2 separate regions of the Homo sapiens genome follow, and region 2 is linked to region 1. Evidence: chromatin loops called from intact Hi-C (ENCODE). Cell type or tissue: mammary epithelial cell. All regions are shown on one strand. Each heading gives the region's core, and the rest is flanking DNA. Links, peaks and the distances in the headings are about the cores only.

Evidence for each region. A loop is a pair of places that touch in the nucleus more often than their neighbours do. Peaks named below come from ENCODE experiments on the same cell type or tissue, not always from the same donor. Only the 100,000 strongest peaks of a DNase experiment are listed, where the experiment ranks them.
Region 2: it touches region 1 in a loop (10-fold over the local background); 2 of 110 quality-filtered maps call a loop at or near these places.

The regions. Positions count from the first base shown.
Region 1 is chr2:108,632,808-108,641,665 of GRCh38, forward strand. All of the region lies in intron 1 of LIMS1 (LIM zinc finger domain containing 1), which reads left to right. Among named protein-coding and RNA genes, the nearest start is that of LIMS1-AS1, 41 kb to the right of the region's middle. RefSeq lists an enhancer at 3,474-4,048. In mammary epithelial cell, for the core only: a CTCF peak has its summit at 3,721 (motif pointing left); DNase peaks (open chromatin) are centred at 3,724, 4,624 and 8,044; H3K27ac peaks cover 1,019 bases.
Region 2 is chr2:108,393,448-108,402,305 of GRCh38, forward strand. No RefSeq gene overlaps it. Among named protein-coding and RNA genes, the nearest start is that of SULT1C4, 20 kb to the left of the region's middle. In mammary epithelial cell, for the core only: a CTCF peak has its summit at 3,603 (motif pointing right); no DNase peak of the experiment used is centred there.

The DNA.
Region 1 (8,858 bases), core at 251-8,250:
ATTAAACCAAAAGGAAGGTAAATTGACCTTGAAAAGTCTGTTTATATAAGCAGTTTACTTACAGGCAATCTGTACCTGCATAGCAAGTGTACACATTGATTTCTGAATGAGAAAGCACTGACATTGCCTTATGAGCCATTATGATATTGTTCTTCTGATTATGTTTGTGCTCAGGTTAATAAAGTGTACCAGGTGACTCCCTTGTCCCCTTCCCCCTCCACTCCAGGAAGCATCCGTGTATCCCCTGCTCTGCTCTGAAATAGAACATTTAATGTTCATCATGACGGCAGTGGAAGATTTGGTTTTGCCTTTTGAATTATTCCTGCTCTTCTGTCCCTTTGTTTTTGCCAGCATCTTAATTCTTACTAATTGATTTGGTGAGGTTATTTTTATGTATTCTTTTAACACAGAATTATTTTTTGTGTTTCAGAGCAGTTTTATTTCAAAGGATAAAACTGTCTCTTGAAATAGTCATGTGGTGCTTTGTCTGTAATAGGTTAGAATATTGCCATCCATAGAAGAGTAAAAATGACTGCTGCTTTTAAATAGGCTTAAATTATTGACTTTTTATACAACCAGCATAGGCGCTGTCATTAGAGCGTCAGACCTCTTATATTCAGTCTGAACATAGTCCAAATAGTCACCATATTTATTAGTTTATTTGAACCACTCTCAATTTCACCATTTGATTTGCTTTCCTAATAGGTTCTAAACTCTTTGAAGCTCAGTTATTTTGTTCTGTTTTCTCAGCCTATGAATTTGGCCTCTTGCCAAGTTAGTTTTGATTACATTTTTGCTTTTTCATTTATGAGCTGCCATAAAAGAGATTGTTCTGTCTTATGCTTTACTAATAGTTGGTTAAAGGTTTGACTTAAAAGACTTGGTTGGCCCAGAGTCATACAAGTGCATGTTTGCCATTCTGAACTGAAATCCCTGGCGACAGTGCTGTTTATAAAAGGATTAGAGCAGGGAGTTTTGTTGCCCTAAAATCAGGAAAATTAAGTTTTATTTTATATTATTTAAGTAATTAAATGATAAGAAATTTACACACAGGTGTGTGTGTGTGTCCATCCTTGTGCCTCAATTGCAAAATTTCCTGAAATAATCTCCCTGAGCTCCATCGTGGTGTTTCTCCCACCAAGCTTTTCTTGTGATTCTGTCTTGCACACCACCGTTCTTTAGAAGTAGTATTTCTTGGAGGTTTGTGTTTGAGATGGGGACTGGATGCTGGCTGTAGCCTCTTTGTGGCTCCAAAGGAAAGAGGAGGGAGGATTGTCCTCAAAGACTCTTACAAGGGTAGAGAGGGAGGAAGCAGGCTGGGCAAAGCTCAAGGAAGTCCATGCAATAACTGACCTGTGTCAGGTTGGGGTCTCCTTCTAGCAGGATGTCTGTAGGGGGAGGGAAGAAGGACTGCAGGGCTCTCTGGTGTGCCAGCTGCCAGCTCTCATGCAGCACTCAGTTTTCAGTGACTCTCATGTTAATTCAGCATGCCAGCTGTTCAATTTAATGTCTATACCAATGGGGAATGGGAGAGAGGTAGATAATGAGGAAAGAGAAGAAATAATGAGGTAATATGTCATCTCCTAAAAGCTCATTTTGTAACAGAAATTGTCCAGACTGTTACTGCATTACATTTTAGGTTTTTCTCAATCCCCTCAGAAAACAAAGAAGCTCATACAGAACATTGCCCCTACCACTAGCAAGAGGCAAATCTTTCAGCCCTCCCAAGGCTGGCTTTCAGGCTCCTGAAGCTGTGCCTTCTGAATGTGACACCTTGTCCTGGCGACATCTCTGGAGAGACGCCACACACATCAGTGTTAAGTGGTACACATGGTCCTTTTCACCACAAATGTCCTGAAATCGAGGGACTATTTAGAAAACAGGCGGCTGCTTCATTCTATTGTGGGAGTGATGTGACAGGAAGGGAGGCTCAGGAATGACCATGACAGGAAAGCATGTGGAGCACTCACAGTAAAGCTTCACAGAAGCCCTCACGGCCAGGCGCAGCAGAGCACAGCGACTGCCCAAGGAGCTGCTGTCCTAGCCACCCTCCCAGTCATCTTCAAGAAGAACAAAAGTTCACTGATCGCCTCAGTTCCTTTATTCTCCTCTTGTTCTTGAGGACTGACCAATGGGTGTGTGTCCCTGTTTGCCTCTTTGCTGGGGTCACAGAGGAACCCAGGAGCTCACATTGAGTGGCCCCCAGACATGTCACTGGGGCCAGAAAGTGCCATGAGGATGGGGGTCTACACTGGGGTGTGGGGTGGCCATATCTTCTGGCCCTGACTTGAACAATGAGTCCATGTGTGGCCTCTAGTTTACATAAATAAAGAATGGCTGTGGCTGGGCGCGGTGACTCACGCCTGTAACCCCAGCACTTTGGGAGGCCCAGGCGGGTGGATCACCTGAGGTCAGGAGTTCGAGACCAGCCTAGCCAACATGGTGAAACCCCATCTCTAAAAATACAAAAATTAGCTGGGTGTGGTGGCAGGTGCCTGTAATCCCAGCTACTCAGGGGGCCAAAGCAGGAGAATCGCTTGAACTCGGAAGGCAGAAGTGGCAGTGAGCTGAGATTGCACCATCACACTCCAGCCTGGGGGGAAAGAGCAAGACTTCATCTCTAAAAAAAAAAAAAAAAAAAAAGAATGGTTGTAATCCCAGCACTTCAGGAGGCCAAGGCGGGTGGAATTCAAGACCAGCCTGGTCAAGATGGTGAAACCCCGTCTCTACTAAAAATACAAAAATTAGTCAGGCGTGGTGGTGGGTGCCTGTAATCCCAGCTACTTGGGAGGCTGAGGCAGAGAATTGCTTGAACCCAGGAGGGGGAGGTTTCGGTGAACTGAGACCGCACCACTACACTCCAGCCTGGGTGACAGAGCAAGACTCCATCTCAAAAAAAAGAATGAGGTAGACAGACTTGGACTCCCGTTTAACTGACAGGTTTATTATTCTGTACCTTTACGTGATAACACACTCCTCCCCCCCGTCTGTTCCTAGTTTTGAATGTAAATACAGTTGTTTAAATCGTCTGTTCCTAGTTTTGAATGTAAATACAATTGTTTAAATTCCTAAGTGACATCTTGGAGAAAGAGCCCAAAAGGTCTAAGTACCATCAGCTGCAGAGTCCTCACATAGGCTGCCTCTGTCGGCCTGGGTCCAACCAGGAGAGAAAACCCACACGCTAATTTGAACAGGAAAGGTTTAATATAAAGATAGAATTACTAACTCTAACAAGGTTTTGGAGTAATAAGGAATTGGCTAGTAAGAGGAGAGAAAGCAAAAGAGTATAGGAATAGCCGCTGTAAGGAGCAGCCACGGACCCTAGAGCTGAGTTAGAGTGCCAAGGGAGGAGCCCTACTCCGTGCCCGGGGTCACACTACCAGGGCATGCTGCATGCAGAAAAGTCGCTGGCACAGATTGCTGGAAATCCTCCTTTCCAATACCAGAGAAGGCTGTTCCCAGTGAGTTCCCTCACCCAAGGTACCCCCTACATAGCTGACTGCCAAGGGATGGGTGCTGCTGGCTGCATGCACCATCAGGGTCCAAGGCACTCTGCTGTAAAACTTTTGAGGGGCCAGTGCCACTGAAGCTGGTGCTAGCCACCATGCCCTGCAGGAGCTAGACACCGAAGAAGCCAGAGTGCTGCAGGAGCTTTGCCCAGGGAGCAGGCAGGACTGGGAAGCAAACCTCTTCCTCCTGCAGTGTCTCTCCAGCACCCTCTACTGACAAGGTCTCAGTGCTGCTCATAGAGGACAAAGATTCACAGAGGTAGCAGTAACTGCATCACCAGCACCTAGCAATATCCCAGTGATGCCTCCTACAGGACACAAGGGGGTCTGTCTAAGTGGGTAATTGCCATATTTTTATATATTATTGCTAGATGTATAGAATACCACTTTTTGAGAAGAGGTAAGGAATGGAATAAAGAGCTTCCTACTTAGCCCTGTGAACTGCTTTCAAAAACCATAGCTTCATTCCGTGACAGAGAATGGAGAGCTCTGTGTGGGGAGAGAGGAAGGTTGAGCACAGGAGCCTGCAGAACAAGAGGAGTGACTGAGGCCCCTGGGAGATGCTGCTAGCCTGGTTGTAGCTGGGCAGTGTTACATGAGCACCAGCTTACAGTGGTTGACCTCCTGACCTTATACTATTTCCACATCTTTTTTCATTGTACTTATGGCAAAATCTAAGTTATGGTAGCTGAAATAATCCCTTGCCTTTCTGTGTACATTTCACAAAATTTAAAGTTAATGAAAGAAAAGAAACCTTTTTAAATTCAGCAAAATATACATATATGTGTGTGTGTGTGTGTGTGTGTGTGTGTGTGTGTGTGTGTGTGTGTATTTTAGTTCCTCTGCTTCATCCTGGTCAGTATTTTCAAATGCTGTTTAATGCAGTAAAATCTACACAAAACATGTTCTGTGTCAAAAAGAAAATAACGGGCAGTGAAAGATATGTACATTTGAATTTGAAAAGGTTCATTGTTTTCACTTGACTCAAGTGAAATGTTTTTTATTCTGTTCTATTCTGAAATTCTCATGGTTTTCTTTTACCTTATCATTGAGGGAAGTAAACCCCGTGTTAAGCTTAGTCACAAAATAAAAACTCCCACGGACTTCCCTCCCAGTGTAGCTGAAGGTTAATGTCCAGGGAGATAGCCTTGACTGAGTCAGAACTAAAATAAGGGTGTTATTTAGAGCCAGATACTCTGGTGCTACAGCCACTACAGCCGTGTCAAGAGCTCCTGACACACTGGAGGCTGTCACTGGTGATCTGGGCGTTCTCCTAAGTCAGCATTCCTAGCTAAAAATACTGCCATTCTGTATTGGAAACACAGCTTCCTCTAATTTGTCTGTTTTGACCAGAACACAATGTTATCTTTTTAAAAAGCTGTTTAGGTGTGAGAATGTATGTTAATGGATCACAATACGAATAAAAATAAAAGAATGAAAAGATAAGTGATTTGAAATATAAAGGAACTAGTACAGAGACATTTTCTAGTTAAAGTTTCTAAATGGTCAGAGAAAAATCACCTAACCTATGAGAGAAAATTTTAAGATTTTTTTTTTTTTTTTGAGACAGTATCTCGCTGTGTCTCCCAGGCCGGAATGCAGTGGCATGATCACAGCTCAGTCATAGCTCACAGGCTCAAGCGATCCTCCTACCTCAGCCTCCTTAGTAGCGCCTACAGGTGCATGCCACCGTGCCCGGCTAATTTTTCTATAGAGATGGTGTGTCACCACGTTGCCCAGGCTGGTCTCCAGCTCCTGAGCTCAAGTGATCCTCCTGCCTCAGCCTCCCAAAGTGCTGGGATTACAGGCATGAGGCACCATGCCCAGCCCAAGAATGTTTTTAAATTGACTAAACACTGCTTATTTGAGGGACCATGGGAGAAAAAAAAATTGTGAGGTGGCTTATAGATTTCAAACTATAGTGATTCTGATTGATCGAGCTGTCTTTCTTGAGGAAAGTTACGCCAAAGGCAACGAGCTAGACTGAGCTGTCTGGGTGTCTGGGTAGGGACGCAGCTCACCAGGGCTTGCCCTCTTTAGATGCCCTCTGCAGGCAGTCTAGGGACTTCTCTCAAGATGTCCAGTTTGATTAATTGCATGATGACAGTGTGCTTGGTGCCATGAGGGGTATAAAGATTCAACAGAGGCTGGGCGTGGTGGTTCACGCCTGTAACCCCAGCACTTTGGGAGGCCAGGGCGAGCGGATCACCTGAGGTCAGGAGTTCGAGACCAGCCTGTCCAACATGGTGAAACCCCGTCTCTACCACTAAAAATACAAAAATTAGCCTGGTGTGGTAGCACATGCCTGTAATTCCAGCTACTCAGGAGGCTGAGGCACGAGAATCACTTGAACCCAGGAGATCGAGGTTGCGGTGAGTCAAAATTGCACCACTGCACTCCAGCCTGGCAACAGAGTGAGACTCTGTCTCAAGAAAACTAAGCACAGGCTGGGCACGGTGGCTCACGCCTGTAATCCCAGCACTTGGAGAGGCCGAGGCGGGTGGATCATGAAGTCAGGAGATCAACACCATCCTGGCTAAGATGGTGAAACCCCGTCTCTACTAAAAACACAAAAAATTAGCCGGGCGTGTTGATAGGCACCTGTAGTCCCAGCTACTCGGGAGGCTGAGGCAGGAGAATGGTGTGAACCCGGGAGGCGGAGCCTGCAGTGAGCATGGATCGCGCTACTGCACTCCAGCGTGGGTGACAGAGTGAGACTCCGTCTCAAAAAAAAAAAAATGTCTACTTAAGGGCCTCCTGGTGTTCTTAAGGAGATGAGGAGCACCTTTGCGATACAGAACACAACATTATATCCAATGAAAATCTTACCCACTCACTGCATGGGACACACAGTGGGTGCTATGGCTGCTGAACAGAAGATCGATAAGGCCTGGAATGTCAAGAAAGCTTCCTGGAGAAGATCTTGAGCAGGTACTTGAGGACTGGGCAGGTTTCTGATAAGCAGAAAGTTCAGGAGAAAAAAAAGGGACAGTGGTATTCATCCAGAAAATCGTATGTCCTTTGTATGTTTCACCCAGTGCTGGAAATGTTGATCATCACTTTTAAAGATAATTCTAAAGTCACCTTGCAACAACCCTGCATTTATTTAAGATCATATATCATATATGTGTACATGTTTTTGTTTTGTTTTTTTGAGACTAAGTCTCGCTCTATCGCCCAGGCTGGAGCGCAGTTGCGCCATCTCAGCTCATTGCAACCTCCACCTCCCGGGTTCAAGTGATTCTCCTGCTTCAGCCTCCTGAGTAGCTGGGATTACAGGCACCTGCCACCACACCCGGCTAATTTTTGTATTTTTAGTAGAGACAGGGTTTCACCATGTTGGTCAGGCTGATCTTGAACTCCTAACCTCATGATTCACCCACTTTGGCCTCCCAAAGTGCTGGGATTACAGACGTGAGTCACCGTGCCCAGCCGTGTACATGTATTTTAAAAAGAATAGAGCTCAAAATGTTAAAGTACTTGTTTCCAGTTGGCAGGAATATGCGTGATTCTTCTCTGCCTTTCATACATTTTCTGCAATAAGCTATATTGCTGTTGGGCTGATAAAAGTTGACAAATTCAACTTACCAAACCAAAACAGTACAGTTCAGTGATCCCATCCCAAAGCACTTACACATCCATGCGCACGGGCTCACAGAAACTGAGGCTTGCCATTGTTCAGTCATTTGTTAGTGTTCTGCTTTTAATGATTGCACCTTTTTGCTGCCCATTCTGTTTTCCCATCCAGTCTCGTGTCTTTCCATGATGGGTTTCCTGTGTGATGGGAGTGTCTCCATTATCATAGGGACAGGATGGCTTGTTGCAGGGAGTAAGAGCGTCACAAGAGTGTCTGAGGCACTCAGGGAGTGTCATGGAGAAAGGAGAGAGTGCTGGGAGGAGCTTGATTTCAGTCTTTCTCCTTTCCCTTCCCCAGGCTCCATGTCCTTTACAAAGTCCTTTGTGGGTAGATATTTGTTGGTTGGTTCATGTTAGCAACTTTTCTAGAGATCATCCAGGGAGAGGTGCTTCTTAAGAAACAAGCCACCACATAGGTCGTCAAGACTTAAAACTGGTTAGGATTGAGTAACTGACCTATTTATTTGCAGTACTTTCTGCCTGTTGTGGGCAGTGTCTCTGAGGCCACACAGTGCTTTCAGACCTGCCTTGTGTTGCAGAACCCCATGGACACTGAGGTTGAGCGTGGGGCCATTCCTGCCTTCTCTGGGCTGTCCCTCAGTACACCTCTGCCTGGGGCTCCTGAGTGGCCACTCTCTTTTGCCTGTGGGCTTTGGGAATAAAACTAGGATAGTTTTCCCTCAGATACTAGAGGAGGAATTTTTTATTGATACATAATAATTGTACATATTTATGGGGTGCATGTGTTATTTTGCTGCATGCATGTAATGCATAAGGATCAAATCGGGGTAACTAGCATATCCATCACTTCAAACATTTATCATTTCCTTGAGTTTAGAACTTTCACAATCCTCTTCTAGCTTTTTGAACATGCGCAATAAATTATTGTTAACATTAGTCACCCTACAGTGCTGAGGAACCCAAGAACTATTCCTGTTACTCAGCTGTAATGTTGAGTCCCTTAACCTCTCCCTCTCTCCCCTCCCAGCCACCCTTCCCACCCTCTAATAACCAACTCTGCGTTCTAATTCTGTGAGTTCAATTGTATTTTTGCTTTCACATATGAGTGAGAACATCTGGCATGTGTCTTTCTGTGCCTGACTTATTTCACTTAACATAATGTACCCCGGGCTCATCATGATGCCACCACTGACAGGATCTAATTCTTTTTTTGTGGCTGGATGATATTCCATCTGAAACGATGTATTTTAGATGATTTTAAGACTTAAATGGGTGCCTGCTAGTTTTCTTCCAGAAATATTTCAACCTGATATCATAATGGCATTTCACTCATTTTCCTTTTAAGGGAAATAAATACAGTTAAGATATCATAAAGTTTGGGATGCTAGAAACCTATCTGCAACACCGAAGAGAGTCTCTAACTCTTTAGATTAAGTTTCATTTCAGAGGGAGTTTCTTGAAGACAATTAGATGCAAATAGCCTTCTCACAATTACAACCTCATTGTAATTTCTGGACTTTGATTCCAGTGTTTGGGATGGTTTGGGCCCCTGGGATGGGGTTGATGGTGCATAGGGAGAGAATTTGTTTTGTTCATTTCATTATTGTTAGGTGATAATCTTTTAGTGACTCTTCAGTTATTTTTAGCATATGTAACAAAGCCACGGTAGCTCTGCCTTACTTTGATAATAATCCCAATAAGCAATGCTAATACAAACATGTAAAAAATGTGCTATTTTCTTTATTTTAAACT
Region 2 (8,858 bases), core at 423-8,422, 240 kb before region 1:
CTCTCCTTTAAGAACTGGAGAAATTAAGACTTTCCCATAAAAACAAAAGCTGAGAGCCCATCACCATTAGACTTTCCCTAAAGGCAATATTAAAGGCAGTCCTTCAAGTTAAAATGAAACAATGCTATCCAGTAACATGGAACTATGCAAAAATATAAAGCTTCTAGTAAAAGTAAACATATAGGCAAATATGGAATCCTATAGTATTGTATGTTCATATGAAAATCACTTTTATCAAAATCACTTGACATCTCAGGTCATTGCAAAATAAGTCAGTCACCTGACCAGAGTGATAACTCAAGTATTTCAAAAAAAAATCAAAAACCTTCATTATTTAAGAGAGGAATGTTAATTTTCCAAACAATAAGCCCTAATAAAAACAGCATGAAACCGATTAAATTTGTTTTTTAAAATGTATAAACAATCTTTAAGATTTTAATCTTGACTATAAGATATAACTTCCACAAGACTTTTATAATCTTTATTAAGGAGTCAGTTAATGCTTCAAGAAAACCTTGCTAATCTGACATAGGGGCCTATATGCTGCTCTTGCATCCATGTGTCTTTGACATTAATAATTAATTAATAGAGAAACTGAAGGTATTTTATCCCCAAAATCAGCCCTTAAAATCTCACAAGCCCACCTCTTCCACAATAGTCCCTGGGCCTTGAGGAATTGAATAGTTTTAATTTCTGGCCCCGTGTTTCAGGAATGCAGTTTATTTTGATTGGCATCTTCAACTGGACTTGTAGATGGGATTTAATTGCTGTCAAGGTTTAAAATTTAGCAGGACTTGGTGTTCTTTTAGACCCAGGAGTCAAAGCCCTGTAACTCAATGTCACAAGTACATTAAAGGCACATACAGAAAGATACATGGATGTAATAACCTTAATTTTTTTTAATTTAATCTCAGTTTTTTCCTAAGCAAACCAAAACTTGATAATAATGGCATAGGAATTGTTTCAATAAACAATAAAATCTGTTAGGCCAGTTACCAAAAGGCAAAAGTAAAGACCTTCTGCACTGCACAGAAATTTTTGTTTTGTTTTGTTTTGTTTACGAGACAGAGTTTCGTTCTTGTTGCCCAGGCTGGAGTGCAATGGCACGATCTCGGCTCACCACAACCTCCACCTCCCAGGTTCAAGCAATTCTCCTGCCTCAGCCTCCCGAGGAGCTGGGATTACAGGCATGCGCCACCACGCCCAGCTAATCTTGTATTTTTAGTAGAGATGGGGTTTCTCCATGTTGGTCAGGCTGGTCTTGAACTCCTGTTCTCAGGTGATCCACCTGCCTCAGCCTCCCAAAGTCCTGGGATTAGAGGTGTGAGCCACCATGACTGGCCCATAACCTTTAAATAAGCTTTGAATTAGACAAAATTGTTCGCCTTTTTTAGAATGACACTTTTTTAGAAAGAATTTTTTCCTACAATATATTTCTATTGGAAAATATTCAAATAATGAAATATCTATTATTTAATTTAATATAACTTTAGATTCCAAATTATGACATTTGTCTACAAGTATTTATTCCATCACATTCACCTAATTATCTTTTTTTTTTTTTTTTTTGAGACAGAGTCTCGCTCTGTCATCCAGGCTGGAGCGCAGTGGCGTGATCTCGGTTCACTGCAACCTCTGCCTCCCAGGTTCAAGTGATTCTCCTGCCTCAGCCTCCTGAGTAGCTGGGATTACAGGCACGTGCCACCACACCCAGCTAATTTTTTGTATTTTTAGTAGAGACAGGGTTTCACCATGTTTTCCAGGATGGTCTCGATCTCGTGACCTCGTGATCCGCCTGCCTCGGCCTCCCAAAGTTCTGGTATTACAGACGGGAGCCACCGTGTCTAGCCTAATTATCTTATTTTAATCATTTACCTAGACTATGAAAACTGCGATAGTCATCATTTAAAGATATGAAACTCACCATTGCAAAATTATAACTGAAACAGTGAAAAACATGTGACCTAGCCAACTCCATCTTGCTTCTAACCTCCAAGTGTCCTTGTTCATTCCTAGACATGGGCCAAACTAACTTTGGGAGGAATTTAGTTTCTACTTTAGTTTTTAAACAAGATGATAACAGTCCTTTCCCAAAACAAACCTTACTGCCTATGGACTAAACTGCCTAAAGCCACACGATTAGAAGTTATAGTAATTTAACTGAATAATTCAAGATATAGCTATTTTCCTTAAACCAGTATCAATGTCTTATTTATTAAAAATTACACAAGCAAAGATCATTCTGTTTTGGGCTGGGTTTATAGTTTTCTAACCCTTATGACAAATTTTGACATCTTATAGTATTTGGCAGGGATAAGTATAAAATTGCTTGATCAATAAATGCAAACAAAAATATATGCTGGCAGTTCTTAAGACATTTCTAATATTACTTTACCAATAATTTTAAAGCCAACTTATTTATTAAAGTTATATAACCTTGAAAAAGCTTTTGACTAGTATTTTCTTTTTTCCTGATAAAGTATTTGATTCAAGTGCTTTTTTAAGTCAATTAGAGCTCTTATATATATGTATATATATGTAGTAAAACATTGTGTACACAACACATAAATACATAGATGTATTAGGCATGACAATAGAAGTACATCTTATAGATTCATAAGAACCTTTTTTCTTATCTTAGACTTTCAAATTCTCAATAATCTGTTTGCTACCATAGGCAGTTGTCAGCTAAATAGCCCTAAATCTGCATATTGAAGGAAAACAACTTGTAGATAAAAACTCAGATAGCAAAATTTACATCTTAAAGTACTGAGAGAAAAAGTCTAATGGTGCTAGAGAGAAATTAAAGATGGATACCAAATCAAACATAAAATTATAGAAATCTATCATAAGATTGTATGAGGAGACCAATTTTATTTAGCTAGGAACTTCCTCTCTTTTTTTTTTTTTTTTTTTTTTTGAGAGGGAGTCTCGATCCATCACCCAGGCTGGAGTGCAGTGGTGCAGTCTTGGCTCACTGCTAGCTCCGCCTCCTGGGATCATGCCATTCTCCTGCCTCAGCCTTCCGAGTAGCTGGAACTACTGGCGCCCGCCACCACGTCCAGCTAATTTTTTGTATTTTTTAGTAGGGACAGGATTTCACGGTGTTAGCCAGGATGGTCTCAATTTCCTGACCTCATGATCTACCCGCCTAGGCCTTCCAAAGTGCTGGGATTACAGGCGTGAGCCACCGCACCCTGCCGGAACTACCTCTCTTTTAACTGGATCTCTGAGCTCTGGGCAGAGCCCATACTGAATCCTGGGTCTCCAAAAATGGAGAATTATTATGAAGCTAGACCATGTGATGCTTTTACAGTGCACTTAAAAAAATTTTTTTTAAACAAAGGCATTTCTAACTGTCTAAACTACACTCTTCCTTAAAAACCCAAGAGTAGCCTCTGTTGCAATAACTATTTTAGTCAATAAATCAGGTAACACAACACAAAAGGAAGCAATTTAAGAGCTGAGATGAATTTGTCTGCTTACACTCTCAGGGTTCCATAAGGAAAAACAGGTCTCTCCCCAAAGGGAGTCTGGCACCTTCTCCATCTTCTTTAAGAAACCCTAGGCTATTATAAACTATTTTAAGTCCCTCATGCAGCAGAGGGCGCAAGAGAAAGGAGAGACAGCACCAGTAAATTTAGAAAACAGAATTCAGTCAACTGAAAAGAAGAAAACTTTCGCTCAAGAAAAGAACGAGGTCCTGGGAGAAAAAAAAAAAACAACACTTGAAGGCCTTTTAAATACAAACACACACACATGCATGCACATACACACACAACTTGGATGTTATCTTTTAATTAAACTGACTTTTAACCACTGAACTCCTTTTAAAAAATCCTTTTAAGGCCAGGCGCAATGGCTCATGCCTGTAATCCCAGCACTTTGGGAGGCTGAGGTGGGCAGATTACCTGAGGTCAGGAATTCATGACCAGCCTGGCCAACATGGTGAAACCCCGTCTCTACTAAAAATACAAAAAATTAGCCGGACGTGGTGGCATGTACCTGTAATTGCAGCTACTCAGGAGGCTGAGGCAGGAGAATTGCTTGAACCCAGGAGACAGAGGTTGTAGTGAGCCAACATCACGCCATTGCACTCCAGCTTGGGCTAGAAGCGCAAAACTCTGTCTCGAAAAAAAAAAATCCTTTTAAATCTCATTACCATATTTCAGCTAGAACAAATTGCTGCTATTTCAGAAGTACCAAATATCAAACCAGAAAGGGCTTAATTTAGGAAACAAAACCAGGCTGTCATAGTAGGAAAAAAGAAGGCAGAACCCTTAGCTATGGGACTGCACTGTGGGGTGACAGCCATTGCTATTTCAGTTTGGCCCGCCTAGATAAAAGGTGACCTTGTTATGTAAATAAAGCCCCTTAAATAGTCAAAATAAAAAAATCTTTCCCTCCCCTCCTCCCCACCACCACCACCTTTTGCTGGTCATTTTTCTCCCAACACCACACCACCTCTTTTTGTGTGTGGAAATTTAGCCACTTCAGAGGCCTTGTTCCCCATAATTTGGAACTTGCCTTCAGACATGATCAAGTCAGATAGAGTTGATCTAACCCAAATGGGAAAAAGAGCAAAACAACAACAAAAACAGAAACAAACTAATAACAATAAAAACAACATCATCTGTTTTAAGCAAAACAAATGATGGCAAAACTTGTACGATTACTGAGCACTCTAGTGGTAAGGAGAAATTAAGACCAGCTGGTTATTAATCTTAACTTTGACCAAGACAAACCCTAATTCAGTTACTTATGAAGGGATGGGTCTCAGGCTGAAGACTACTCTCTACCATCCTAGAAACTGGAAAAATCTCGAATTCATCTTCCCTACTGGAAGTGAGCTCAAACTCCATAAATGAGTTACCTGCCTTCCATCACCATGAAAGCAATAAAAACTTGCCTTCCTTGTGTAAAACTCCAAAAACAAAACAAAACAAAACAAAACAAAAAACAGAAGTTGTACAGCAAAATAAACTTTAGATCTTGACCAAATTTGGGGAGATCAGGGATTCTCCGGAGGGGGTACTTCTAGGCCTCAGTAAATTGTCTTATTGGTTTGAGCCACAAAGATAGCTCAAGCAGATACCAAGCACTGATAGGAGATTTGTCAAAGGTCTGGGGCACCTCCACTCAGAATCCCTTAATGGTTACCAAAACGTGAACCCTGAAAATCTGAGATAGGTCTCAGTTAACTTAGACAGATTATTTTGCCAAGATTGAGGACACATGCCTATGACACAGCCTCCAGAGGTCCTGATGGCATGTACCCAAGGTGGTCTGAGCACAGTTTGGTTTTATACATTTTAGGGAGACATGACACATCAGTCAACATATGTAAGATGAACAATGATTTTGTCTGGAAAAGGCAGGACAACTTGAAGCAAAGGCAAGACAACTTGAAGTTAGGAGGGGGATTCCAGGTCACAGTGATACAGACTGTAGGCAGGGAAATGCTAGGTAGAAAAGTGCAGGGTCCCTGGTGAGGGCTCCACCCTCAAGCCTGGAACTGCTTTCTAAAGTGAGAACATGCACTCCTGTTTTTCCACCCAAATGTTGCCTTTTCCAAACCCACCCTGGCCCACCCTGCCCCCCATTCTGTATCCATTAAAACCCCAGACTCTATTGGCAAAGGATCAGAGCAGTGTGGCAGAGAAGGAGAGAAGCAGCAGCTTGACATTGGTGAGAAGCAACTTGACTTCAGAGTTATGGCTCAACAGCGAAACCTCGGAGAAGAGTTCGGCCGGCCAGGGCTGGCCGAACTCCAGGGTAAGACCACCTTCCCAATCCATCCCCTTGCTACCTCCCCATCCCACTGAAAGCCACTTTCATCAGCAGTGAAATCCTCCACATTTGTTATCTTCAATTTGTTCGTGCAACCTGATTCCTCCTGGTCACTAGACAAAGACCCAGGTATGGGTTCAAGAAGCTGTCACACTGACCCTCCACTGAGTTATCTAATAGTTAAGCCATTCATGGATGGCAAAGCTAAAACAGCACACTGTAACACATGCCCTCTGAGGCCCCAGGGGTCACAGGCTACCCCTAGACACTGCTATGGGCCCATATGGAGTTCTGTTCCTGCTGGCTACCCAGAAGTGTTCATCCTGGTCTCTGCACTCACTCACCTGCATGCTTTCCCTCCCATGAGGGGTTGAAAGCTGTGGGCTGAGCAAACAAGTCACTCGCTTCACAAGTCCCGTGAAGGGGTCAAGGGAACTATCTCCTTTCATCTGGGGGCTCATCCAGGATCCATCAGAAGGATGAGTACAAATGTGGAACTATCAGCTCTGTCTCTTTTCCAAGACACTGCCACCTCTCTGTTTCTTTCAGGGGAAAGGAATGTTGGCTTGATTTCCCTTCATGAAGGTTTAGCCATTGAGTGGGACCAGAAAAAGGTCCTGGGGCAACTGGAAGCATCAGCCAAGACCCCTAGATTTTCCTATAGTATCTTTCCTTCCTTCTTTCACAGTTTGAAATGGCTCCTGTCTCTTCTTTTATAATGTTAAGGGTTTTGCTACAAACTAGAGATATTAAGTAGAATGAGCTTTTGGCCCAGCCATCAGACATGCAATTCAGAACAATGTGATTTCCATTTGTTCTTAGAGGTGTCATCCCCACCCCCACCCCAAAAGCTGCAGGTATGCATGGTGTATGGTGGCTCCCCTCCTTACCCCCTCCCCTTCCAGCTTGGGCACCTGGGCATATCCACCACATGCATGTGCCATGCCCAGTGGCCAAGCAGAGCAGGAGTAAGCTGCACATGCCACCCAGACCCCAGGGCAATCTCAGAGGTCAGGGACCCTGTGAGCCCAGCTGCTGAGGAGCTCAACTCAGTCTGAACAAGGGAAGGTATACAGTGATTGAAGGAGCCCATTTGTACAGAGAAAGAGGTTCTTCCCCCAGGACAGACCCCCGCCTTTTTTTTTTTTTTTTTTTGCACTTTAAGCTATTTTTTTTCTAAGTGAGAATGTTCTTTTCCTACCTCAGAACTCTGCTTATGATAGGGAAACAACAGAGGAGTGACCCCTGGTGTCTGATGACTGCAAATTTGGCAGGGCCCATATGGGGGTTAATCTAAATGGACCCATGCACCCCCCTGAAATACCTTTTTTGTCCCAAACTCAATTCCAAGCTTTAGGTTGAAGCCTTAGCATGGAAAACCAGATCTGAGGGATCCAAAGCCAGGCAACAGGCACAATGTAAATGGGCAGGACTAATTCCTGCCAATTAAACTCCTGCTCCATGGAAGGAGGCCATGCTCCATGGCATAGATGAGGCCTAGGGAATTAAAGGTTGTCAAAAGTAGGGGGGATAGGTTAGTGCAGATAATTCCTATTCTCTAGGCTCTCCCTACTTCATGGGTGCAAGCCACATTGGCACCCATGGGTGAGCACCTGTCAAGGTCACCAGGAGTCAGGGATGAAAACATGGAAGAGAAAGTGAGGAACACCTGCTTTCTCTCTCCCTCACACCCTGAGTTATTGCTGAGAGAAGGAAGGAAAATGAGGGACATCTGTTTCCTTTCAGAATGGGCAACCAGCTATCCTCACCATCCCCAGTTTATACTCCTCTGGGGTGTATCCCGAATCTCTGGGACTGTTTGACCTTCAGACTCTGGAAGAAAATGCCTCATAGCCCTCTGCACAAAGGTTTGGCCAAATTATGACTTACAGGAAGGGCTGGCTTGGCCTCAGGAAGGAACCATTCATTTCAATACCATCCTCCCGTTGAACCTTTTCTGTAACTGTGAGGACAAATGATCGCAGGCCTCCTATTTGCAGGATTTCTACACCTTTCAGGGCAATAATCCAGACCTTTGCCAACAGTGTTAGGATTGATCCAGCCCTCCTGTTTGCCATCTTAGGTGAGGCTACAAGGTGCAATCCCAGGGAACTAAAGAAATGAATCCCAGAGGCACCTTCAGCAGGGGAGCCAGCTCCCTCCAGCCCTGCTTCTCCGGGTCCACCCCATCCTCAGTATCCAGCTTCTCTCTCTTGCTTGCCCCCTCCTAGAAATTCTCACCATAGACAAGCCCCAGTCTCACAGTTGTCCCTCCAAGATGCCAGAGAAATTGGAACTCCCTTTCAAACTGAAAGACACCTTTTTGTAGATGGTTCTTCTCAAGTGATAAAAGAGAAAAGGCCTAACAGGTACTCAGTGGTAGATGGAGACACCCTCACAAAAATAGAATCAGGAAGATTACCTAATGACTGCTCTGCACAAACACATGAGTTGTTTGCACTAAATCAAGCCTTAAAATCTCTGCAAAACCAGAAAGGAGCTATTCATACTGACTCCAGGTATGCCTTTGGAGTCATCCACACCTTTGAAAATTTGGGCAGAGCGAGGTCTCATTAACAGTAAAGGCCAAAACTTAGTCCATAGAGACTTAATAATCTAAGTACTAGAGAACTTACAGCTGCCAGAAGAGATAGCAGTTGTTCATGTTCCAGGTCACTAGAAGAATCTTTCCTTCGAGAGCTGAGGGAATAACATAGCTAACCAGTAGCCAAACAAGCTGCCTCTTCTCAAGCAGCACCCATTTTCCACCTAACCCCTTATCTTCCCGCTCCAGCTGTAGTCCCTATCTTCTCCCCCAGAAAGCAAGAAAAGCTAGAAGAAATAGGAGCCAAAGAAAGCCATGAGGGAAAATGGGTACTACCAGACAAGAGAGAAATGCTGTCTAAGCCCCTCATGTGAGAGATATTGTCACAGCTACATCAAGGAACTCACTGGGGCCCCCAAGCTATGTGTGATGCAGTCCTTAGAGTTTATGGATGCATAGGAATTTATACCTTTGCTAGACAAGTTGCAGATAGTTGTATATAGTGTGCAGAAAAAACAATAAA